Linked DNA regions of Homo sapiens: region 1 is linked to region 2. Evidence: chromatin loops called from intact Hi-C (ENCODE). Cell type or tissue: PC-3. All regions are shown on one strand. Links, peaks and the distances in the headings refer to the core of each region. The heading gives the core; the rest is flanking DNA.

The links. Hi-C counts contacts between places; a loop is a spot of excess contacts. Peaks named below come from ENCODE experiments on the same cell type or tissue, not always from the same donor. Only the 100,000 strongest peaks of a DNase experiment are listed, where the experiment ranks them.
Region 1: it touches region 2 in a loop (4-fold over the local background); 32 of 110 quality-filtered maps call a loop at or near these places.

The regions. Positions count from the first base shown.
Region 1 is chr2:181,966,527-181,979,480 of GRCh38, reverse strand. It overlaps a transcript of PPP1R1C not described here. Among named protein-coding and RNA genes, the nearest start is that of PPP1R1C, 13 kb to the left of the region's middle. In PC-3, for the core only: no CTCF peak of the experiment used is centred there; no DNase peak of the experiment used is centred there.
Region 2 is chr2:182,060,179-182,073,132 of GRCh38, reverse strand. It overlaps PPP1R1C (protein phosphatase 1 regulatory inhibitor subunit 1C), which reads right to left. Exons shown (of 5, transcript NM_001080545.3): 3 at 11,654-11,691; 4 at 9,342-9,402. Among named protein-coding and RNA genes, the nearest start is that of PPP1R1C, 81 kb to the right of the region's middle. In PC-3, for the core only: no CTCF peak of the experiment used is centred there; a DNase peak (open chromatin) is centred at 6,232; H3K27ac peaks cover 964 bases.

The sequences.
Region 1 (12,954 bases), core at 6,024-8,523, 95 kb after region 2:
TGGTGCCCATGTAGAAGTAGATTGGAATGGGTCAAGACCAGAGACAAGATTATCTGAGGATGTATAAAAATCTACTCAAGAAATGAAAAAAAGCCTCAAATAAAGTAATAGCAGTGAAAATGGAGAGGGAGATGCATAGAATATAGTTATTTAATGAAATTGGATGATAATAACGGAAGAGAGAGTTGGAACAATGATGAACTACGAATTCAGATTTAGCAGCCTAGTATATGGGGTCATATCACTCACTAAATGGTAAAATGTAAGGATAAGATGTAGAACAACAATAAAAATCAATTACTCTAGACTTGGTTTAGTCCAAGTATGTTATCTAGATGGAAATACTCCTTACATTTTCTCATTGTTAAAATTAGTGAATATTAAAATTTAAAATAAGGATAAAACTCTTAACTATTTCATAGAATTGATATAAGGATTCCAAGAGGTAATTCATGAAAACTGTTCAGCACATGGCATAATTGTGACTCAAACAGCTGGAGATGACTTGAATAGCCAGGGATTAGAATGCTCTGGAGGCTTCTTTACTCACATGCCTGACACCTGGGCAAGAATGACTCAAAAGCTAGGCTCAGTTAGGGGTATTGGGGTATCTATTTTTGCAAAAATGGAAGAAACAATCTCTCTCATTCCCCATATTTTTCTGAAATGGCCCTTACTATTCTCCCACCAAGAGTTGTAGTCTAATTCCCTTCAAATCTCGGCTGGCCTAAGTGACTCATATGTAAACTATAGAACACAGAGAAGGTGATGCTTCCTGACTACTGAGGCTGGTTCATAAAAGGCCATGCTCATTCCACTCAGTTCCTGTGTAACACCCCTCCAGTCCCTCCAGCTAGGACTGCTCCCTCTCAGAAAACAGCCACTGCACTGTGAAGAAGGCAAAGCCACATGGAGACCACCTGTGAGTACTCCAGTGGGCACCCTCAACTGAGCCTGACCTGTGAGTCATTTTTGCCCAGGTGTCAGCCATGCGAGTTAAGAAGCTTCCAAAGCATTCTAATCCCTAGCTATTCAAGTCATCTCCAGCTGTTTGAGTCTCTGATCTGATGCCCCAGACATCATGGTGCAAAGAAAAACACTCTGGCATTGCTCTGTCTGCCTACTCTCCAAATGTTCTGTCATGAGGCACATTCAGAACCCAGAAGGTATTCAGTGAAAAGCCCAAGTCGCATGCAGAGGTTTGACTGTGTCCCCACCAAATCTCACTCTGAATTGTGATAATCCCCATGTGTTAAGGGCAGGGCCAGGTGGAGTTAATTGAATCATGGGAGTGGTTTTGCCATACTTTTCTTGTGGTAGTGAATAAGTCTCATAAGATCTGATGGTTTTATAACTGGGACTTCCCCTGCACAAGCCCCCTTGCCTGCCGCCATATAAGACATCCCTTTGTTCTTTCTTTGTCTTCCACCATGATTGTGAGGCCTCCCCAGCCATGTGAAACCATGAGTCCATTAAACCTCTCTGCTTTATAAACCACCCAGTCTCAGGTAGGTCTTTATTAGCAGCATGAAAACAGACTAATACAAGATGTCACATGCTGATTCCTGTCAACAGCCCCAGTGGAGCCCAGACTTTGAGTCATCACAGCTACCCCATGAGACATGTGAGTGAAGAAGCCTCCGGGTAATTCCAGTCCCCAGCCACGTGAGTCAGCTCCAGTTGTGAGAGTTCCAACTGAGGCCCTCAACATAGTGGAGCAGAGACAAGTCATCTTCACTTTGCCTTACCTGGATTCTTGACCTACAGAAACTATGGACATAAAAAATGGTTGCTGGCCTCCAAAGTGCTGGGATTACGGGCATGAGCCACCACACTTTTTAAAGTGTCCTGTTAGGCACTTTAAAAATCATTAGTATTATTCTTACAGTTTTCTATTTTATAACACAGAAGAGTGGTCTGTCTTGAAGGTATACACATAATATATGAGTCCTTGTCAAATAAGCCCTGAAAGACATGGGGATAGATAAATTAATCCAAGCAGTTTGTGGAATGCAAAGATAAGAAAAAAGTGTAGAATTCTGATAAACCCAAATGTTAAGGGGGAAAAGAGGACAAAATGGAAACAAACACACACACACAAAAATACAATCAGAGGAGTAAGAAGACCAGGAAAGAATAACAACATGGAAATAAAGATTGAAGAGAGTTTCTTTAGGAAACATGTGATCAGCATGTCAAAACTACAGAGGATGTAATTACAAACATCTAAAAATTATCCACTGAATTCTAGTAGTTATATTGAGGGAAAGAGTGGGAAATAGGTAGGTGATAAAAAATTAGCCTAGCTTTTTTTTTTTTTTTTTTTTTTTTTTTTTTTTTTTTTTTTTAGATAGATTCTCACTCTGTTGCCCAGGCTGGAGTGCAATGGCACGATCTCAGCTCACTGCAACCTCCACCTGGGTTCAAGTGATTCTCATGCCTCAGCCTCCAGGTAGCTGGGATTACAGGCATGTGTCACCATGCCAAGCTAATTTTTGTATTTTTAGTAGAGACAGGGTCTCGCTATGTTGCCCAGGCTGGTCTTGAACTCCTGGCCTCAAGTGATCCACCTGCCTCAGCATCCCAAAGTGCTGGGATTACAGGCATAAGCCATTGTGCCTGGCCCATAATTTAGGCAAGTTCTTTAAAAAACACCTTGACAGTTAAAAGAAAGCCTCCTTCAAACATGGGACCTTACAGTAGAGAGCAAGAGCAAGAGTGGAGTGGAGCTTTTTAGATTTATTTTATAGATGAACCAGACTTGAATATGTCCTGGGCTGCAAGGAGGTAGCCAGAGGGGAAAGATGTTTAAAATACTCAAGAGACAGAGAGGAGTGAGGAATAGATAGATACAGATATAGATATAGATATAGATATACAGATATATAGATAAAATTTATATTAAGGTGAGGAGAATTACTCAGGATTCCTGAACAGTAGGCCAGTAGCCTTTGTAGGAGATTATAGGTATGATCCTCTTACTCAACGATATAAATAAATAAATGAATAAATAACCCATTTGCAAAATTCTTCACATTTTAAATAGTTTGGTAATACAATGGAAGAAAATAATGTTATAAGATTTTATTTGGTTTGGATTCAGAGTAACTTCTAGAACTCTGTTGTTGGTAGGGTTTCCAAATAATTTTCAAAAATTTCACACAATGTTTAAATAGTATAGCTGTATCTAGTATAATTTCATTATAGATTTGTATCCATATATACACATGCATGTACTCATGCATTAAACACCTACTGACATATACATACACGCTTACTTATACTTTTGTGTGTGATGTGTGAAAAATGTTTGGAAGAATATATTCTGAGATGTTAATGGGGTTGTCTCTGGATGGTGAGTTTATAGGTTATATATTTTCTCTTTATGATTTTCTATGTTATACAATGAGCACATTTGAATTTTTTAATAAAAAATTAAGAGCCAGAATAACAAAGATAATTTTAAATAATATTTTTAAGGTTCTTTTGCATTTTGATGCAGAAAAAGATTTTTCACACCCTCTCTTAAATCAGAGAAATTAAAATAGAGCTCTTTTTCAAAAAAACATGCTTTGTCTTCTAATGAAGGACAAGCTACTTTGGATGAGATCATTATTTCCAAAATCATATTGAATTTACCTCCCTTACTTAATGCAAAAGAACACTGTTCCTAACATTCTTACATTTACCTATAAGAGCAATATTATAGGTACACAGAGGGCCTTTCAATATGCATTGTACTTGACATATGTAATACAATGGAAACGAACTACAATAATAATTGTGCACATGTACCCTAAAACTTAAAGTATTATAATAATAATAAAATAAAAAATAAAAAGAGAAAGAACCAGGAGAGTGTTTTCTTATAGCTTCCTGTTAAATAGCTATTATTTTATTGGTTTAGCTTTGTTAATTCTTTCTTTAAGCTATGGATAACAAGTGCAACATATTCTTATTTTTTTACATAGTTAAAACAGAATAAATGAATGTGTTGTCTGAGAGAGAAAAAAGAGAGAGAATAAACACAGTCGAAGATGAAGCTCCATAAATTTGAATGAACTTCACATTTTCTACTCAGAGGAAATGTTCAAAATATAAATAGTATTATGCACCATCACTGATGTAGGCAAACCATGAACTATATTTTAGCAATAGTTATCAATCAGGGAAGACTTGAAAGAACAAATTCTCTCAAAGTCTTGCCCAGTCTTACCTTTTTAGATGTCTTTCAAAAGAGAATCTTGAAGAGAGAAAACATTCTAAAAAAAAAAAAAAAAAAAAGGCAACAAATAACTACCAGGCTGATGTACTATCTCCAGTTTAGTTCTTCAAAACATTTCATCAGGAACACTGATCTAAATTACCCCCAAAATTTTATATTATAATTTTTCAAAGCAGGGTTTTAAGAGTCCCTTAAGTCAGTGCCTTGTAACCCCATATGATTGATGTCTGACACAATCTTGACAGTCATCAGAATTTTAGTGGACTCCTTTCATTTATTTTGCAGGTATCAGGAAAAGCATTTGGGGTACTGCCTTTATTGAGAGACATTACAAATGATTGAAGACAGGAAAGACTGCACTCCTAATAATGGTGAAGCACTTTAAAATATGTATAACCTTTTAAACGATGTTCAGGTATAGCTAGTGGAAAATCAGGTAGTTCCAGGCAGCTACTGCTGCCTAACTACTCTCACTTTCTCTGGAAACCAGTGAGCATTCTGATTTATAGTTCTCAGGCAAAGGGTGTCTTCCAACCCCAAGTGACTGTCTTCTCCATTTCACACCTTTACACCTGAACATTCTCAAATTGTTTCTGAAAATCACATAGCACAATTGGAAAATCTGAGTTCCTCAATTCCAGGAAGGGTCCACTGTATATAAGGTTGACATGGAGATGCTTCAGATTCATATTTATTCTAGAAGAATCCAATCTCAGAATGGATACCAAATCTTTGTGCAAGGGAGTATGATCACAGTCTTTTCCAATTACAGTTTGTGACAAGACTAGAATATATATATTCTGTGATAATATTAAAGTGCAGTTAAGATACTTTCATTGAATTTCTGGTTGTTTTGTGAAATATTTTAACAGCATCTTCTGTTCAATTCATTTGCACCTTCAAATATACTCTATGGAATCCAATTTGGAATTTATGTAACATAGATAAATATCAAGTAAGAAATATTCTCAGAGTATAATCTTCTGTATGTTATTTTAATTAATATTCACAACCATCTCTTAGATTCCTGTGGGAAAGAGGACAAACAGCAAATACATGATTTAAGTCAACTCTAGATATTGGTTCCATTTCTCTTTCCTTAATGACTTTTTTTTACCTTAAAGTCTCTACCCACCCATATATAAAGCCTTATAAATACTCCAAGGTAGCATAATTGACTGATTTAAATTTCAACTCTTATCTCTCAATCTTGGTAAAATGCTACTATTTAACATAATGTTTAAAAGGCAAGATACAAGGAAAAAACAAGTCATCAAATGTCTGCATAACCCACAAACTAATTAATCAATCCCCAGAAATAAAAAGTTGGTGCTAACAGTAATTGATTAGACAACCTTTTCAAAATATTTTTTAAAAAGAAAACAGGGATGTAAATTTAAATTAAATATAAATATAATTTGAAAGTTTCATAGAATGTAGATGTCAGTGGGGCCATACATTACATGCTGTATTCATCCTGAGTATGCCTTTACTTTTTCAAGAAATGTATTTGATTAGAACATCTCTGCAAAAGGCAGCCAATTATTTTTTGTACTAACAGCGTTACAGAAAGATCTGCTTTGCCAAAAGTCCCTTTTCTTCTGCCTTTAATCTTCAACAAATGATCAGCTCTCAGTTGACACTGAAACATTCGTCTTGCCTTTTTTATTATCACTATAAAACTTGACAAATAGCTCTCTCCTGTCTTGCTTCTTCTGCTTACCTCCCTATCTGCTATGTAAATGGTATACACACATTTAGTACTTTGTATATGTTCTCTGAGTTCTAACATCTATTTAAACAAAAATAAGTTCTTTATAAATGATTTCAAGTTTTGGACTTATGTTGCTTCAGTTTAGCAATCTTCTGGCTCTGCGTAAACTCTGCAAAAGAGCTGTTCTTGAGTGCTTGCCTATGTTTCCATGCAGAATGTAGGCTTATTCATATCTACAAATAACGGAGCATTAAAAATAAAATAATTTTCTGATTAGGATGAGTCACTTCCAGTAAAAGCAAATGTCTCGGTAAGAACATGAAACCTATATTGACTGAGAGCATTTGCCTCTGTGTCTTGGTCATGGTGGTCTGGGGTGGGCCTGGTCTGGCCTATGAGTCAAAGATGCTTACTGATCATATTTATGCCACAGCAACCTGTTTTGGGGATCACCAGTGCCATCCCATAGTCTCTGCTTCTTGAGATTTTGAACTGTTATACATCTGTTCTTACGATTTCTTAATGATCCAGTTTTAAAAAGCGTAACATATGACTCATTATACTGCTTGTGTAATATATGCATAATGAGTTTGGAAGCAAACAGATAATTCTTAATTCAGAAAGAACATGAAATTTCTAGCAGGTTGTAATGTGCTAAGCTTTATTTTCCAGTACAAATAATGAGTCATGGAACAAAATGAATGATAGGAGTAGGTAATTAAGAAAGTATGATAAGGAAATCAGTTTAGCTCATCATCTGGCACTCTATAGAAAATAGAAATTAAAACTTTATTTTCTAGGCGCACCTCAGGCCATGTACCCCATAATCACCACTGAACTTACTCTTTCTTGAATAACCCAAGTCCTTTCACTTTGTACATATGGTCACTTGTAGTGACTCAGAGCACCCTTCCACCCTATGTTTGCTACTTAGCAAACATCTCTACTTTTAGGACCAAGTTCAAATGCTCCTTCTGCTAAAATGTCCTCCAAGTGCTTTGTTGCTCAATCCTCTGGACTTTGTTGATGTATTGTGTTTTTTTTTTGTCCTATTAAAAAGTAATTACACGAATAATTTATATAATGGATGAATACACGTTTATTGTCCACATACACCTCCAAAGAAACAAGATGCTCAGCATGACCTTTTCCACAGGCTTCACTCATCTGCCACAGTGAAATCATCTATTTGTTCGCCATTTTTCGTACATCACACATTTTGTCTTGGATTTATTCTCTGACTTACTGAAGTATATTCTTTAGTAAGCTTTATAGAAATGATTCATAGGTATTAAACTTTCCAAGACTTCGAATATCTAAAAATGACTTTCTTTCCCTTCCCACATTAGTGAATTTGGCTGAGTAAAGAACTCCAGATTGAGAGAGGAGACAGAGAATGATAGCCAAATAAAAGTCTCTACCAATTGTCCCCTTGGCAGAAACACCAAATTAAATGACTATTCACACAAAAGTCCTTCATGAGAACCAAAAAAATCATGTGAGCAATCACAATACCTGGTTTTAAGTTTATATCACTGGAAGAGGCACTGAAGAGGGTAGTAAAGATACGCTTGAATTGCAGACACCATCCCTTCTCCATCCCCCAGCAGTGGCCATGTGGTGCAGCAAAGAGAATCTGTGCACTTGAGGAAAGGAGAGCAAAGGGATTGTGGGACTGCATTGGAACTCAGTGTTGCCCTGGCACAACAGAAAGCAACATCAGGCAGAACTAAGCCGGCATCTATAGAGGGAGCATTTATATGAGCCCTAGACAGAAAGGAATCATCCATCCCAACAGTCAGAACCTGAGTTCTACCAAGCCTCAAGACCATGGCCTACAGTACTCTGGGGCCCTAAATAAACCTGAAAGGCAATCTATGCCTCAAGGACTGCAATTCCTTGGCAAGGTCTGGTGCTGTGCTAAGTGTGGAGTGAGGGGACTTGCAGGGAACGTGACCTAGTGAGACACCAGCTGGGGTGGCCAAGGGAGTGCTTGTGCCAACTCCCCAACCCCAGGCAGCACAGCTTGTAGCACCAAAAGAGACTCCTTCCTTCTGTTTGAGGAGAGTAGAGGGGACATTAAAGAGGACTTTGTCTTGCAACTTGGATACCAGCTCAGCCACAGTAGAATAGGGCCACAGGCAGAGTCCTGAGTCCCCCATTCCAGGACCTAGCTCCTGGACATTTCTAGACACACCCTCGATGAAAAGGAAACTCGCTGCCTTGAAGGGATGGACCCAGTCCTGGCAGGATTTGCCAAGTGCTGATTAAAGAGCCCTTGGGCCTGAATAATCAGCAGTGATAGGCAGTACTCGCTGTGGGCCTTGGGTGTAACTCAGAGATGTGCTGGCTTCAGGTGTGACTAGCACATTCCCAGCTGTCATGGCTGTGGTGAGAGACTCATTCTGCTTGAGAAATGGAAACAGAAGAGTAAAGGAGACTTTGTCTTGTGGCATGGAAACAGCCTGGTCACAATGGGGTAGAGCACTAGGTGGGCTCTTTGGGCTCCTGATTCCAGGCCTTGGCTCCTGGATAGCATTTCTGGACCTGTCCTGAAATAGAGGGGAGCCCACTGGCCTGAAGGGACAGCCCAGGCCTGGCAGCATTCACCATGAGCTGACTAAACAGCCCCTGAGCCTTGAGTGAACATCAGTGGTAGCCAGTCAGTACTCTCCGTGAACTGGGGCAGTGGTGGCCACAGAAGGAGTCCCCTCTGCTTGTGGAAAGGAGATGGAAGAGTAGGAAGGACTTTGTCTTATGGCTTGGGTGCCAGCTCATTTGCAGTAGAATAGAACATTAGGTAGATTCCTAAGCTTCCTGACTCCAGGCCCTGGCTAATGGACAGCATCTCAGGACCCACCCATGGCCAGGGAGAAATTGCCACCTGAAGGAAAAGCCATAAGCCTGGCTGGCTTTGCCACCTGCTGATTGTAGAGACCTAGGCCCTTGAGCAAACATAGGTGATAGCCAAGCAGTGGTTATCATGGACTTTGGTCAAGACCTAGGGCTGTGCTGGCTTTGCACAGCTCGGCACTGAGAGAAAAACTCTGTTTGGGGAAATGTAAGAGAAGAGAAGAAGAGTCTCTGCCTGGTAATCCAGAGAATACTTCAAGATCTTATCCAAGACCACCAAGGTGGTACCTCTATGAGGGTGGAAGATTCACAGCATTACTAGGCTTGGAGTGCCCCCTAATGCAGATATGGCTGCAATGACCAATATCTTAGATCACAACATGCAAGTCCCTTCAAATACCCTGAAAGCCTTCTCAAGAAGGATGGGTACAAATAAGCACAGACTGCAAAGACTATAATAAATACCTAATCCTTCAACGCCCAGACACCAATAAACAACCACATGCATCAAGACCATCCAGGAAAACATGACCTCAAAGGAAAAAAAAAAAAACTAAATAAGGCACAAGACACCATGGACCAATCCTGGAGACAGAGAGATATGTGATATGTGACCTTTCAAGACAGAGAATTCAAAATAGCTGTTTTGAGCAACTTCAATGAAATTCATGATAACACAGAGAAGGAATTCAGAATCTTATCAGATAAATTTAACAAAGAGATTGGAATAATTAAACAGAATCAAACAGAAATTCTGGATTTGAAAAATACAATTGACATAATGAAGAATGCATCAGAGTCTCAACAGCAGAATTGATCAGGCAGAAGAAAGAACTGATGAACTTGAAGACAGGCTGTTTGAAAACACATAGTCAGAGGAGACAAAAGAACAAGAATAAAAAACAAGCATGCCTACAAGATCTACAAAATAGCCTCAAATAGTAAATCTAAGAGTTTTTGGCTGTAAGGCAAGGTAGAGAGAGAGACAGGGGTAGAAAGTTTATTCAAAGAAATAACAGAAAATTTCCCAAAACTGGAGAAAGATATCAAGATACCAGTACAAGAAGGTTATGCAACACCAAGCAGATTTAACTCAAATAAGACTACCTCAAGATATTTAATAATCAAACTCCCAAAGGTCTAGGATAAAGAAAGGATTCCAAAAGTAGCAAGAGGGAAAAAGAAAACAACAAATAACAAAGAAGTTCCAATATATCTGGCAGTAGACTTCTCAATGGAAATCATACAGGCATATAGGCCAGGAGAGAGTGGTGTGACATATATAAAGTGCTAAAAGAAAAAAATATGTATCTTAGAATAGTATAACCAGAGAAAATATCCTTCAAACATGAAGGAGAAATAAATACTTTCCCAAACAAAAGCTGAAAGATTTCATCAACATTAGCCCTGTCCTACAAGAAATGCTAAAGGGAGTTCTCCAGTACAAAATTAAAAGACATTAATAGCAATAAGAAATTATCTGAAGGTATAAAACTCACTGGTAATAGTACACAGAAAAACAGAATATTATAATACTGCAATTGTGGTGTGTAAACTACTCATATATTGAGTAGAAAGACTAAACAATAAACCTATCAAAAATAATAACTACAACAAAGTTGGAAGGATAAGAAGTACAATAAGACACAAATAGAAATAACAGAAAGTTAAAAAGCAGGGGGATATCAAGTTAAAATTTACAGATTTTATTTGTTTTCTCTTTGCTTGTTTGTTTTTGTAATCATTATGAATCCATCATTTTAAAATAATGTGTTGTAAGATGATATTTACAAGCCTCAAGTAACCTCAAATCAAAAAACATACAACAGATACACAAAAATAAAAAGCAATAAATTAAAGAAAATTTAATTTAAAACCAGAGAAAATCACCTTCACTAAAAGGAAAGAAGTAAAGAAAGAGGAGAAGACCACAAAACAACCAGAAAACAAATAATAAAATGGCAGTAGTGAGTCCTTCATTATCAATAATAACATTGAATGTAAAAGAACTAAACTCTCCAATCAAAAGCCATAGAGTGGCTGAACGGATCACAAAACAAGACCCAATTATCTGTTCCCTACAGGAAACACACTCCACCTATAAAAATACACATAGACTGAAAATAAAGGGATGGGAAAAGACATTCCATGTAAATGGAAACCAAAATAGAACAGGAGTAACTATACTTATATTAGACAAAATAGACTTCAAGACAAAAACTATAAAAAGGACAAAAAGGTCATTATATAATGAAAAAGAGGTCCATTTTAGCAAGAGGATATAACAACTATAAACGTATAAACCCAACCCTGGAGTATCCAGATATGTAAAGCAAATATTACTAGCATTAAAGAGAGAGATGGATGCTAATACAATAATAGCTGGAGACTTCAACACCCCACTGTAGCACTGGACAGATCATCTAAACAGAAAATCAACAAAGAAACTTTGGACTTAATCTATGCTACAGACCAAATGGTCCCAAAAGATATTTACAAAACATTTCATCCAACAACTAAAGAATACATAATCTTCTCCTCAGCACCTGAATCATTCTCAAGATCAGACAACATGTTAGGCCACAAAACAAGTTTTAATAAATTAAAAACATAACTGGAATCATATCAAGTATTTTCTCTGATCACAATGGAGTAAAACTAGAAATCGATAACAGGCCGGGCACAGTGGCTTATGCCTGCAATCCCAGCACTTTGGGAGACCAAGGCGGGTGGATCACCTGAGATTGGGAGTTTGAGACCAGCTTGACCAACATGAAGAAATCCCCTCTCTACTAAAAACACAAAATTAGCCAGGCATGGTGGCTCGTGCCTGTAATCCCAGCTACTCTGGAGGCTGAGGCAGGAGAATTGCTTGAACCTGGAAGGCGGAGGTTGCAGTGAGCCAAGAATGTGCCATTGCACTCCAGCCTGGGCAACAAGAGTGAAACTCCATCTCAGAAAAGAAAGAAAGAATGAAAGAAAGAAAGAGAAAGAAAGGAAGGAAGGAAGGAAAGAGAGAGAGAAGGAGGGAGGGAGGGAGGAAGGAAGGAAGGAAAATTGATAACAACAGAAACACAAACTTTGGGACTTTACAAACATATGGAAATTAAATAATATGCTCCTGAATGACCAGTGGATCAATTAAAAAATTAAGAAGGAAGTTGAAGAATTTCTTGAAATAAATGAAAATGGAAACACATTGTACCAAAACCTGTAGGATACAGCAAAAACAGTACTAAGAAGAAAGTTTATAGCAATAAGCACCCACATCAACAAAGTGGAAAATCTTCACATGACCAACCTTACAATGCCTGTTAAAGATGTAGAAAATCAAGAGCAAACCAAACCCAAAATTAGTACAAGAAAAAAAACCCCACAGGTATCAGAGCAGAAATAAATGAAATTGAAACCAAAAAATATGAGATTAATAAAGGGAAAATTTGGTTTTTTGAAAAGATAAAACCAACAAACTTTTAGCCAGACTTACTAACAAAAAACGAGAGAAGACTCAAATAAATAAAATCAGAGACAAAAAAGAAGACATTACAACAAATAACACAGAAATTCAAAGGATGATTAGAGACCACTATGAGCAACCATATGCCAATAAATTGGAAAACCTAGAAAAAATGGATGAATTCCTAGACACCTACAACCTACCAAGACTGAAGAAGTTTAAAACCTGAAAAGACCAATAATAAGCAACAAGATCAATGCTATAATAAAAAGTCTCCCAGTAAGGAAAAGCCAAGCACCCCCCATGGCTTCACTGCTAAATATTACCAAACAATTAAAGAAGGACTAATACCAATCCTACTCAAACTATTCTGAAAAATAGAAGAGAAAGAAATACTTCCAAACTCATTCTATGAGGCAAGTATTATTACCCTGAAATCAAAACTAGACAGACACATCAAATAAAGAAAATCACAGGTCAATATCTCTGAATATCGATGCAAAAACCCTTAACAAAATACTAGCAAACTGAATTCAGTAACACATTAAAAAGATCATTCATCGTGAACAACAGAGATTTTTCACAGGAATACAAGGATGGTCCAACATACAGAAATCAATGAATGTGATACATCATATTAGCAGAATGAAGGACAAAAGCCATATGATCATTGCAACTGATGCTGAAAATGCATTTGATAAAATT
Region 2 (12,954 bases), core at 5,109-7,608:
AACGCCTCTATGTAAATAACACTGCAGAACAAAAGCATAGAGGCCAGAAACCACGTATTATTTTCAAAGAACTGAATGCAGCTCAGCATTGCTGCAGCATGGAAAAAAGAAGGCTGTGGCCGGAGGCAAGGCAGGACAGGAGTGAAGAGGCAAGGTCATAAAGAGACCTGTACATCATTTCCAGGGACTTACTCTAAAGGAATTAGTGAACACTTGAAGGAATCTAAAACAAAACAGTCAGATTTGTGTGGTCAGCTGTCTGGGAGAGGGAGAGAAGCTGGAGACAGACAAGATTAAAGGCAAGCTTGGTTTGAGTACAAAACTGTTATTACATAAGGATCAATAACACGAGTTTAAAATTATTAAAAACAAAGATACCAAGCATTTTGTAAAAACATTGGTATAAAAAGATCTTGTAAAAATTTTCCATCAAGCTATAAGGTTGCATGGTCTCTGTATTTTAGTTAGGGCAAACAGGATAGATGGGCAAATGGAAAAAATGAGGCCCGTTGCTATTCTAACAAAACTTCATAGGACACCCTAAAAAAAGGCTCAGGTCATGACTTAGTTTTGTAAAGGGGAAGGACACTTAACATGGGAACCCTGCTCCTCTGTAATCCACACTTTCCTCCAAAATAAACTATTTTAGTTACCTTTCATAGTTTTCTATAAAAGCCAAATAATTATACAAAAGCACATTGTATATGTTGAAGCACTACACTACACAACTGTAAGGTATTATAAACATCTTTTTTAAAATCTTTGATTTAAGTAAAGCAAACAGCTAAGCGTCAAGAAGGCTGCCAGTCTATTATTAATTCCACATTTATAAAGGGATAATACAAATCTCATCTCAGAAAACATCAGGGAACACTCCATTAGGCATAAAACAAAGGAGAGCAAGTCCATAAAAATGGCATCTGCCTATTCTAGTAATGAGGAATTGTTTTTACTTCCTGAGATTCCTATTAGCATTAGTATGAGTGGAGTGTGTACACCTTAGCATACTGATAGCGCCTACATTAATGGACGTGGTGTACACACATTTTTGCAAGGAGATAGATTTCTCCATTTTTAGCAACCACATGCTTATTCACACATATATTTTGTAGAATACTGACTCAAATAGGAATTCAAATTATATTTGAGAGCTCCTTGGAGAAAAGGCTGGTTCTAGGACTGGGACAAGAAATACATAAAATGAGCCTAGAGAATCTTGTAGTCCCAGAAAGTAAAGATATTCTAAAACAAACCAACACCCTGACATTAATGGAATATGTCAATGGGACACAGGAGTCAATGGAAAAAGTTCCCAAAGGCCAAAACAGGAACTATTTGAGCAACAAAGTAAGTAATATAGTATTGAGTTATAATCCAAAGTATAAAATGAATATCCATGTGTCCATAATGATGAAAATAAATGAACAGATAAATCAATGGAGGAGGAGAAACAAATCTGTGCAAAAGAATTTCAAATGATTTATGTGTGTACAGGACATTTCCTTCAAGGAAGTAGAGTGCAGCTTCCCACTCTTTAAATGGGTACTACACACAGTGACTTCCTTCCAAAGAGTACAGTATGGAAACGGAGTAAAAAAAGGATAACTTTACAGTGAAGAATCTCCAAAACTACTACCTCAGCCAGGTGATCAAGGTCAAAATTAACAGCGATAAACCATATTGGTAGTATGTGCCCCTCGTATCATGGGATGAAATGTTACTTTATCTCTGCTGTCTTTCTTCCAAAAATCCACTACCTCAATATAATCCTGAGAAAAACATCAGTCAAATCCCGGTACAGGGATATTCTAGAAAATACCTAACCAGTATTCCTCAAAACGTTTAAGGTCATCACAAACAAGGGACGTCTGAGAAATTGTCACATCCCAGAGGAGCCTAAGGAGACATGAAACCACACATAATGTGGTATGCTGGATAGATTCCTAGAATAGAAGAGAAGACATTAGGAAAAAAACTAAATAGATACCAAGAAAATATGGGCTTTAGTTAATAACAACGTATACATATTGATAAGGCATGGATCTGTGTCCCCATCCAAATCTCATGTACAATTGTAATCCCCAGTGTTGGAGGTGGGGCTTGGTGGGAGGTGATTGGATCATAGGGGTGGATCCTTCATGAATGGGTTAGCACCACCCACTCAGTGCTGTTCTCCTGATAGTGTGTGAGGGAGTTATTGTGAGATCTGGTTGTTTAACAGTGTGTAGCACCCCCTCCTCCCTCTCTTCCTCCTACTCCAGCCATGGAAAGTGCTGGCTCCCCCTTCACCTTCTGCCATGACTGCAAGTTTTCTGAGGCCTCCCCAGAAGCCGAGCAGGTGCTAGCATCATGCTTCCTGTACAGCCTGTGGAACTATAAGCCAATTAAACCTCTTTTCTTTATAAATTACCCAGTCTCAGGTATTTCTTTATAGCAATGCAAGAACTGTTTTATACAACTATTGATTTACCAATTATAACTGTGCCATACTAACATGAGACATAAATAATAGGGAAAACTGGATATGGGGTATATGAAAACTCTCTGTACTATCTTCAGAATTTTTCTACAAATCCAAACCTGTTCTAAAATATAAAATCTAACTTTAAAACATGTAATTTTGGTTGGGATTTATTCTGTTTTAAAGGTAATATTATTAAGAAGAAAGACAAAGATGTGAAGCAGAAATTTTAAATTGGAATCAAATGAACAAGGGCTTCAAATGCTTTGGAAAGTGATATTATCTACATAGTCCCATTAATGAGACCTATTTAGTCTTTGCATGGCAGCAAAGTTCTTTGTGATGGTCCATGCAGAATTTAACTGCCCACATTACAGCATCATCTTAAATGCTTCACAAGTGTGCATGAGCAGGAGGAATGATCATGGTATGAGCCACGTATTCCACTTTTCCATGACCTAGTCCATTTTACTCTCCAGACTTATATGTAAATATGACTGTCCCTTCTGTGATCTGAAAGTGGCCTTACCCTCCTGTCCAGTAAGCCTGTGGCGAGTCTCCTCCCATCTCCAGATGTCTTTGTCTAAATCCCTATTAAAGGACTTACCATGCTATGCTCTATCCACTTGTATGTTGCTTCCTCCAGACTGGTCTCCCACAGGGCCAGGGCTCTGCTTTTCACCTCTGCATCCACCCCACTTTAATGCAGCATTCCACACATGGCAAAGGCTCATATGTGATTGTGGCAGTGTGTTATTAGTACTTACACAATTGAATGTTGCTATTTGCTTATTTGGGAAATATTTAAAGAAACTGATTCTTGATTCAGCTATTCAAACCCAATGCAAAAGTTTATCTTTTTCCCTGCTTCTCAAATAGAAAGCAATTTTAAAAGCTGTTATGTTATTTATACAGAGAAATATAAATTTAAAAGATTAATTAATTTTAAAATAGGTTAACATATATATAGACAAATGAATGGAACCATATTGACAAATGGTGCTCTTCTTTTCCAATGTTTAAGTGGCATCACATGAGATTAATTAAGTTACTGGACTCTGTTTTAAATTTGCAATTCAATTTGATTTATCTCAAGGTCTTTTAAACCTTTTAACCTAATAATCCATGACAATGTCATAAAAGATGAAGTTCACCCATACTTGCTGGTATTTTCCTCTTCCTTCATTCTCTCTCAATGTTGACCTCCAAAAAAAAAAAGATACCTTAGTGACTTGCAAGAAAGGTACATTCTCAAATTGCTTCTCCAACCTGACTCCACCCTCCACATCCAAAGATGTGAGGAAAGATGAGCATAAAACTCAGTGGAAGAAATTAAAGAGAACCAGAGGAAGTGGGTCTGGAAATAGGAGCATACTTGGGTTTAAAAAAAAAAAAAAGAAAGCGAGACTTGTATATATTTAGAATGTTCCTTGTTATCTAGAAATCTGTCAAAATGTTTCTTGAGCTGCATAAATATGCCCCACCCTACACAGTAAACAAACTGAGCCAGCACAAACAAAAAAGCCAAGATTTAGAAAGGAAAATGTGATGAATACCTGAAGAACACCCACAGAGGGACAGGAGTGTTTATAAAAGGAATGTAGTGTGGTGGAGATGGCCTGATGAGAGGCTAAGAGATCTTGCTGCCTTCTCTTCCTGCCTTCAATTTTCAATGTGCGACGGGTAATGAGAACAGGATATTACAGCAGTCTATTCCTTTTGAGAGTTTTTTTGAGTCATAATTTTAAGGAGATTTGAAATCAGGAAGAGTGAACTGGTCACATTCCAATACAGCCATGGTTAATTTACCTATGTTGCCTAAGCGTAGGCTGCATTTATATGGTGTGATGATTTCCTTCTCATCCCTCTGGCAAGAAATATTTATTGCATAATCTGCTATAGCACCCCAAAATTCAACATCAGCTATCATTTTGTTTTTCAACTTTTTTGAACTGCAAGGCTTATTAATTGAAATATCAGTATCTCTTACAGGAATGTTATAATAGTCGGAAAATAAAGGACATGATGTCTGAGGACCGGAGCTAGGTGAAATGAGGGAAAAGCCACATTTGTTTAAAAGAAAGCAAAATGTTGAAGATAAACTTCACACGCCGACCTGAGGCTTAGTGCTAAACAAAAGTGGAGTGAATGTTGCAAGCGTGGTAATCCACATGGATTTTACATCTAGGCATCTTAAACCCGACTTTTCAAGTCTCACTGGGATGAAAACAAAGCTATTTTATTCTCCTGGAAGTCCTTTCACCTCTCCTCTGTCTCTCTCAAAATCATTCCTTCATGCTGCAGGGTGAAGCAGAAACGGAGGAGGAGTATTCGCCACTCTCAATTCAGGGTTCAAATAATTATTCAAAATAGTTCCACATATTGTGTGCCTGATCTAAGCATTTTCTTTACACATTTTGTTTCATTCAGTCCCTACAGCAATCATATGTGGTAAACAACACTTTCATTTTCCCCATGAGAGAAGTGAGACAGGCTAATCCTGTGAAAGTTGCAGATACTAGGATGAAATCACTTTTTTGTCAGGCCCAAACACACTAAAGCAAAAAGCCAAAAGGAGGAGTTCATGTTATATGGCTGAGATAAAGACTGTCTCAAGGACTTGCTAAAATAACCTCCCAAGAAATTCTTTCTTTAGGACTACTGCAATTCAGATAAGATGTTCTCAAAAGAATACCGGTTCAGTAATGGCATCTGCAGCCATTACTGGACAGGTATGTCCAGCAATGTAATTAAATTGCCATTCAATTATATTGGCAATTAACTGATGCCAAATCTGGCTCTGAGTGTCCGAAACTAATAAACTCTGTTTCCAAGTACCTTACATGAACTTCCCCCTGTGCCAATAAAACTTCCCTTTACCCTTCCCACTGCGGATGCATATGTGGCTTGCCTTAACTGTGCGTCTTGGGTCATAATCTTCATTTCTACTTCCCAAATACATCCAGCATATTTGAATATATTTTTCTTTGTTGTTGTTTTGTGGGGTGAACAACCCATTGATTTTCTGAAGGTTGCACAGCTAATAAGTGGTGGCATTGAGGGTGGAACCGTGATGGCTTGTCCGCCAAAGTCCATGTCCTTTCATATTGAGTTCCAGGAAATCACCATGATCAGCAGTTTTCCCTGATTGGAAGATCATGTTTCATTTGGTGATCTGAAGTACGTCTTATTCTTGCCATTATTGCCACTTTCATCTTCCACCCTCCAAAATCCATGTTAGCCTTCTTATTTGTCCAGGTTGATTTGCTCTCTGATTTATTCTGTATTTGTATTTATTTCTTTATTATGAGAAGGGGTTGAAAAAAAAATCAAGATCATAGCCATCCTTGGAGAAAAAAAAAAGCTTCAGTGTTAAAATGCTGTAAGCATACAAAGGTATTTTTGACATATCAGAAGTCTGTTTGACTTAGAAGAAAAATATCTAGATACTGAAGTCTTTACAAGAAATCATGAAGAATGGGAGGAAAAAGATGTTTTACAGAAGTAAATGAAAAATCTGACTGGCTATGCATTAAGAATGGTAATGCAATACTAATAGGCCCTGCTCTACAAAGTCATTTTTAAGTCAGCTGCTTTGTTTAATGTTCCAATTTCCGTTTAAATCAATAGCACTTACTTTGCTTTCTTCAGTAGAAGGCATTTGCATTCCAGTAAAACACACACACACACACACACACACACAAACACACACACACACAGACACACACACAAAATTGGGATAGAAATGAGTCAGCCATTTCCTGTCCTAACATCCAAATCCACTTTTCTGAAAACATGATTCAAGCAGTCCAACAATAATTTAATTGGCTGTTCTGTAAATTACAGGGCTGACCACCATATAAACACCAGAGAAATGTACGTGGGTATTAGTCATCAGCTGTCATTTTTCTGATAATCTGAACTTTCTGTGCATAATCATGAAACACAATATTACACAAGATAATGAAAAAGTCTGTTTTCTATGCAAACTTCAACTTCTGTCATTTTTATGCACAATATATATCATAAATTTATGACTCATGGTTAGCACAAGGCATCTGAAATACAACAATTTATCTAATAGGAGTGCTGATGATAACCTCTGATGAAGGGATGGAACCCTGATATAATAAGTCTATTTGATAAATGGTTTAATGATGGTGACAAGGGGATCAATGTGAATTAGAAGGGGATATATGGGCTGCTGCAGGGCTCTCTTTTAGCTGTGTTTTGTTTCATACATTTGTTATGGATCAGATAAAAATAACAAAATAGGTTTATCTTATCTATGATGACACACAATTGAGATAGCTGAAAATAGAATGAATAATAGAGTCAGGATACAAAATATAACATGCCGATGTAACAATCTGTCTCCAACATAGGCAATTCAATTGAGATGACAGTACTGTATTAGTTTCTGATATAAACAAATTTAAGACATCAGTATGGGGAATACATGGTGAATAATATGGAAAGCTGTACCTGTAAAATACTTGGACATTTTGATTTTATAGTCAGCTCACTATTTGCCAACAATGTGTAATGCTGCCACAAAAAGCTGATAAGATTTTGGGTTGCATTAATAGAATTAAAGTATCTGGGTTGAAGGAGGTTTCAGGCATAATTGAAGTCTCCACAAGTTTCTGATCAGAACACATCTTAACCATTAGATTCATTTTGAATGATGGACTTCTAGAATGATACAGGCAAAGTGGAGCTTATTATAAGATCAAGAATGAAGGCAAAATAACTAAATAACAGGTATAACTGACATCAAGATATTTCAACCTGGAAAAAAGAAAATTTAGCATGAGACAAAGACCTAATAGATATCTTGAAATATTTAGATATCTGTCATTTAAAAATTCACAAATGACAAGATGTAGAACAAGGATCTGTGAGTACAAATTCTTTTTTTCTTTTTAGAATTTTTTTTAGAGACTGGGTCTCACTATATTGCCCAGGCTGGCATGCAGTGGCTATTCACAGGCATAATCATAATGCCCTATAGCCTCCAACTCCTGGGCTCAAGCCATCCTCCTACCTCAGCCTCCCAAGTAGCTGAGACTATAAGCATGTACCATGGTGCCCTCAGCAAATGTTTTTACACTCAATAACTGCATGTTCCATTCAACTGCAATTTGAAGAATTATACATTTCAGAGCAATTGTATCATTATATTTAAGATCTTAATAACATTTCCTTTGTTCTTTCATCTTTTTTATAATTGAAGCCTCTTGATGTGCTCACAAGATGCCATATGTTACCATTGCTTCATTTTGTCTTAAAATATTTATTTCTAGCTCTTAGGGACAGGTAAACCAAATAAAATATTTGCATTTAGCTTTCTCTTTTCTTTTATCATAAGCAGGGGACTTCCAAATCATTTCTGATTATAAATGAGAACCTATGTGACTTGTAGTAATACCCTGATATCCTCTTGAAACAATTACTGTGCTTTCTCAAGCCATTAACTTATGACCACAAATGATTATCATTAAATGAGTATCTCGGGGAGACTTGAGAGTATAAGGCTTTATGCAAAAATGTGTAACAGGACTAACTTCTCTAAATGTTATGATCCCACATTCTTTTGATATTTGAGAACTAAATATAATGAACATCATCGGCCCTTGAGACTTTCGGTTTAAGATTTTCCTTTAAAAATAATAGTATTATTCTCTGAGGACATGAGAACAGTATTACTTTATTTAGTTTAAGTGAACCTAAAATAGAGCAGAGGAAATCATTAAATGAGTGAACATATATTTTTCCTTGTTGCCCATTCATGCCAAAACTGATGTGTCTTGAAAGTACAAAATCACTTACAACGGGGAAAATATCTTTAAAATGATTAAACTTATCTTCAGAGAGAGATGCCTAGTAGTCTCAATAATTACCCTGGAATAAACTACAATGCTGATGATTGTATTATGTTCTGCAGTCTTATGAACAAGCAAACATGGTGTTTTATAGCTGCATGAGGAAGGAAGTCTACTGAAAGTAGCTATTAATGTGTCCATTTATATCCCGCCTCCCTGAATAGGCCCCAAATCTAGAGCAAATACAGAGTGGGAAATTTCACTCCCAATTTAGCCCTCTCTCCAAACTCCAGAGGAAGCTGCTCAGCTGGCCTCTCATGCAGTTGAAACTGAGCTGGACAAATTGAGTATGATCAGCCACTGGGCCCACAGCCCAAGCACCAGACTGGAAAAAACATGAGAGAGTAGACTGGACAGACTCTACCTCAAATCAAGAACATTTCAGTGTGAGAAATAAGAGATGCTTTCCCTGGAACTGATGTTGGTCAAGATACTGACAGGTCTTCTTTTAGCAGTTCCAATTCTGGGGAAAATTTCAGAATCTGAACTAGATTCTTAGTTGTTGTTTCAACAGTAGTTACATGTACAGTGAATAGCTGGTTTGATTGAGTTTCTTAGAGCTGCTCCTGACACAATACAATGAGGCAACACTTCATCCTCAGTCTCCCTGAAATTCAAGTTATTCTGCTTTGCTTTAGCCAAGAGAAAAACAGTAATCATCTGCCAACACTGGCAAGAGTAATTAGGGCTTCTGGGAAAATCTCTTTAAGGAAGTATGCGAATAACGGTAAAAAAAAATCTTTGTCATTATTTTGGAAACTGAATTTCTAGACTGAAATTCTGAGATCACTAGCTATTTCTTTTTCAACCCCATATTTTACTCTTGATGAAACTAAGTTTTAAGTAGATAAGATATCTTACTGAACATAACACTGTTAAGTTGTAGAGCTGAGACTAGATCTAGCTTATCATCAGATATGTGGTCCTAGAGAACAGACGGCCGACCAGCCATGATTCACCACTCATGACAACCCGAAACAGTACCTGAACAGTACCTTTTATGGTGGGTGGTGTGTACACACTCTGCTTCCTTTGCTTAGGGGATGCATTCTGTAACTGTGGAGAAAGAGAAAAAAGTAAAAGCCTTAGATTTGGATACAAAGTACGATGCCATCAGACCTGTGAGGGAAATAAATACTGTGCCATGTTATGAAAAGCTTTCTGATTTCTCCCTGTCATGAAATAGAATCTAATTAATGAGAAATTATATACATGTTAGTGATATCACAGACTTAAGAGATACATGGAGTTGTAGGGTCTACTTAATCATAAAATTCTTCATTCATGGCAGCCTTGAAATCATTTTACTTTCCCACCTAATAACATTAATTTATTTTAAAAAGAAAGAGAAAAAGAGACACCAATCCTTTTCATTTGAGAGAAAAACAGTCTGAGTTCCATGACAAAGTATATTCCAAAAGCTATGTCCAGGGAATAATAGTATCTGTTCGTGGGGTTATTGAGTGATTCAAGAGGAACAATGAAGATCCTTGGAAAGTAACAGCAATCTTTAACCCTCTTGAATTGACATGTTCAACTATTACCTCCATTTACTTGGAATTATAATGTTGAGGTAACATTCTTCATATGTTAAAAAAAAAGATAAGTCCTTTCCTAATAAAACTGTTATGTGACACTCTTACCTAAGCATTATTGGATCAGGATAAAGTTATTGAAGAGATTTTGCATTTCAAAATGACAAAAATAAGAACTTATTTCAGGGTCAAAATACAGATAAGGATACAGAGCCCTATATAATGGATATACATATTATTCATTTAATAAATTACATGGTCTAACCCCCAATCGGAAAATGCCAAAGACTCCATTTTAATAGCATGTTGATTTATGTTTTAATGTGGCAAGTGTACGGGTCTTAATCAATGAGTTTTTGCATCTGGGGCAATTATTTTTGCTTTGAAAAGCTCAAGTGTAAATAGTTACAACATACTTTTTGAAGATTGTTCCAGGCTTGCTATGCACATTAGCAAGAACATAATGTACAAAGTTTAAACTAGAAACTGTTTTACAAAGTTGTAAATAGAGCTTGAGGCCTCTTTCCTTGTGCTTGCTAAAGATTAACTGCCCTCAAAGGTATCATCGAGATGTTATTTATCTGATGCAAAAGCAATCAATTAAAAACTAAACCTTTCAACAAAACAGTTACCAAATCCATAGCAGATGAGCAAATAGTGTAAGCAAATTTCTCCAGAATAGAGTTTTGTGATACCTACATACTATGCACAGGTGTAGACAGGGTGACTCTACATTAATGTTAAATATGTGGATGATTGACATTTCTGGGGCACTTCTACTGTTTCAGTCACATCTGGCTGGTTTTGAGAACGAATCAGTTTAGGGATTTTTAATATTTACTTCCATACACATATTTAAAGATCAAATAGAAAATTAAATCTACAGAAATTTTTTTATTGTTGTTGTTTAGTAACACAGTGTAAACTTACTAATAAAAACTAATTTATATTTATGTAAGAGTTTAGTTTTGAAAGCTTTTCCACTTTTACTGTTTCACAAAATTTTCAGAAAAGTCTTGTGATATACTATTTGATATTTTGTCCATTCTACATTTTTCTCTTTAAGTATTGCTGTTTGCCTACACCTACGATCAAGGGAATTGATTAGGTAACCCTGCACAGCATCCTATTCAATATTTATTTCATTTCTGGGAACTAGTTTATTCACTTTGTGTTTCATATATTCTATATTATATGCTCTCCTGGCCTCTCCTGGTTTCTATTTTCTATATAAACTCCTACACATGTATGTGGAGGGAATAGAGAGTGACAGTGTTCAGACAGCCTGCTGAATTTAAATCTGAGTACATTTCTAGGTGAACCCGTTGGATCTGTTTACTCAGGCTTTGGAGACTTCAGTCCCCCTAGACTCTGGCCTCAGACTTTTGGCTCCACATACCAGAAGACCCTGTAAGAGGTGTCATCCCTCCAACCCCATCTCCTTGCTCTGGGGTTCCAGCATTACTTGGCTTAGCCTGTGGTGTGCATATATAATCACTCAATAAATTGAAGTTGTCAATACCACATTTTGCCATTAAAAGTGATGTTTTATTTTAAAAGTTTTTTCAGGGGTTAGCATTACATAGGTAGAGAATAAAGGTAACTGAGAGGCAGAGATTTTAATGACACTATATTACTGTTTATTCAGTCAGAAGGAGCAATCTAAAGTTTTATTACAGTTGTATCATTATTTATATCACATCAAATCAAGCAAATTTTTGCATTTTTAATTGATTTGAACACATTTATACAAAATATTTTTAAAAACTTACTTCCCCTTGTGTGTTGGGCCCCCTCTTGTCATCTATTTCTGTAAGAGAAGTAGGTAGAATGTATTAGGCATGTAATATTCTTTCTTGTAATATATATATTAACATTTTCAACAACACGGATAAAAATGATTTAATAATTGCCTTATACAAAAACTACAACTTACAGCTAAGAAGGAGAGGAGGACAGAGGTGGGTGGTTTCCTTTTGATATAACCTTCTCCCAAAGTTTCAAAAAAGGTATAGAAAAAGCTTTCCTCTTGACATCCCAGATTTCTCACCTTTCAGCAGTCCAGAAAGGGGACCAGGGAAGTGACTCTTGGAACAAAGTTAGGTGTCATCAGCCTCACAGTTAAGGTGTCAGGAACCTCCTCTCCTCTGCCACTATCCATTAATGAGAGCCTTTGTCAAATTTCCTCAAGTTTGTCACTACCCAAATCAAATCTCCTTTCCCACTCAGTCCAATCACCATGACTACAAGGAAGGCAGTATCCTCTCTATATATGTATCTGGAAAGAACTAATTGCTCCATCAAATATTTCTTATGACAGTGCTTGGGTGGCTTCTTATGATTGTGCTGTGTATGAAGGGTTGTGAGGAACGGTGAGATGGAGGAAGAGGTGCTTACACATGCCCCTTCCACAGCAGGAAGATGTTCTGGGCTGGGTTTCTTTTTTACCTCGTCACCTACATTGTATGGCCTCTGCCTCTTGGCTTCTTCACCTAGTTCCTCTTTCCTGATCCTTATGCTAGGCCCAAGGCTCAAAGACTAACCCCATGATCCAAAAACTGAATGAGAAGTTCATCAAATAATATCTGCTTAAAGACAATGATGTAGATCTGTATTGACATGAAAATACATGCTATATAAGTGAAAAATATTTCAAAACTAAATGAATGGTATTTTTATTTAATAAAGGATAGATGTATGTAGATAAAGTGATATATATATGCATAGAAGACTACCAATATGTTAACTGTAGTTATCCTGGGGTGATTGAATAACACATTCTGTTTTATCCCTATCTGTACTGCTTTTCTTTTTATAACAAGCATGTATTACTTTTGCAACAAAAAAGCAGTGTATACATATGTATGTGGATATACATATATATGCACACAAATATATACATATATGTAGTAGAATTTCTCTATAAATCCAACCATGCCTGAAGTTGATATTTCATATAGTAAGAGAACAAACTGGCTAAACAGCTAGAATGGGAATAGTATATGGAACCATTGTTTATTCTAATCTGATATCTTGCTTACTAAATGTTAAAAAGTTATGGAAACTTCTGATA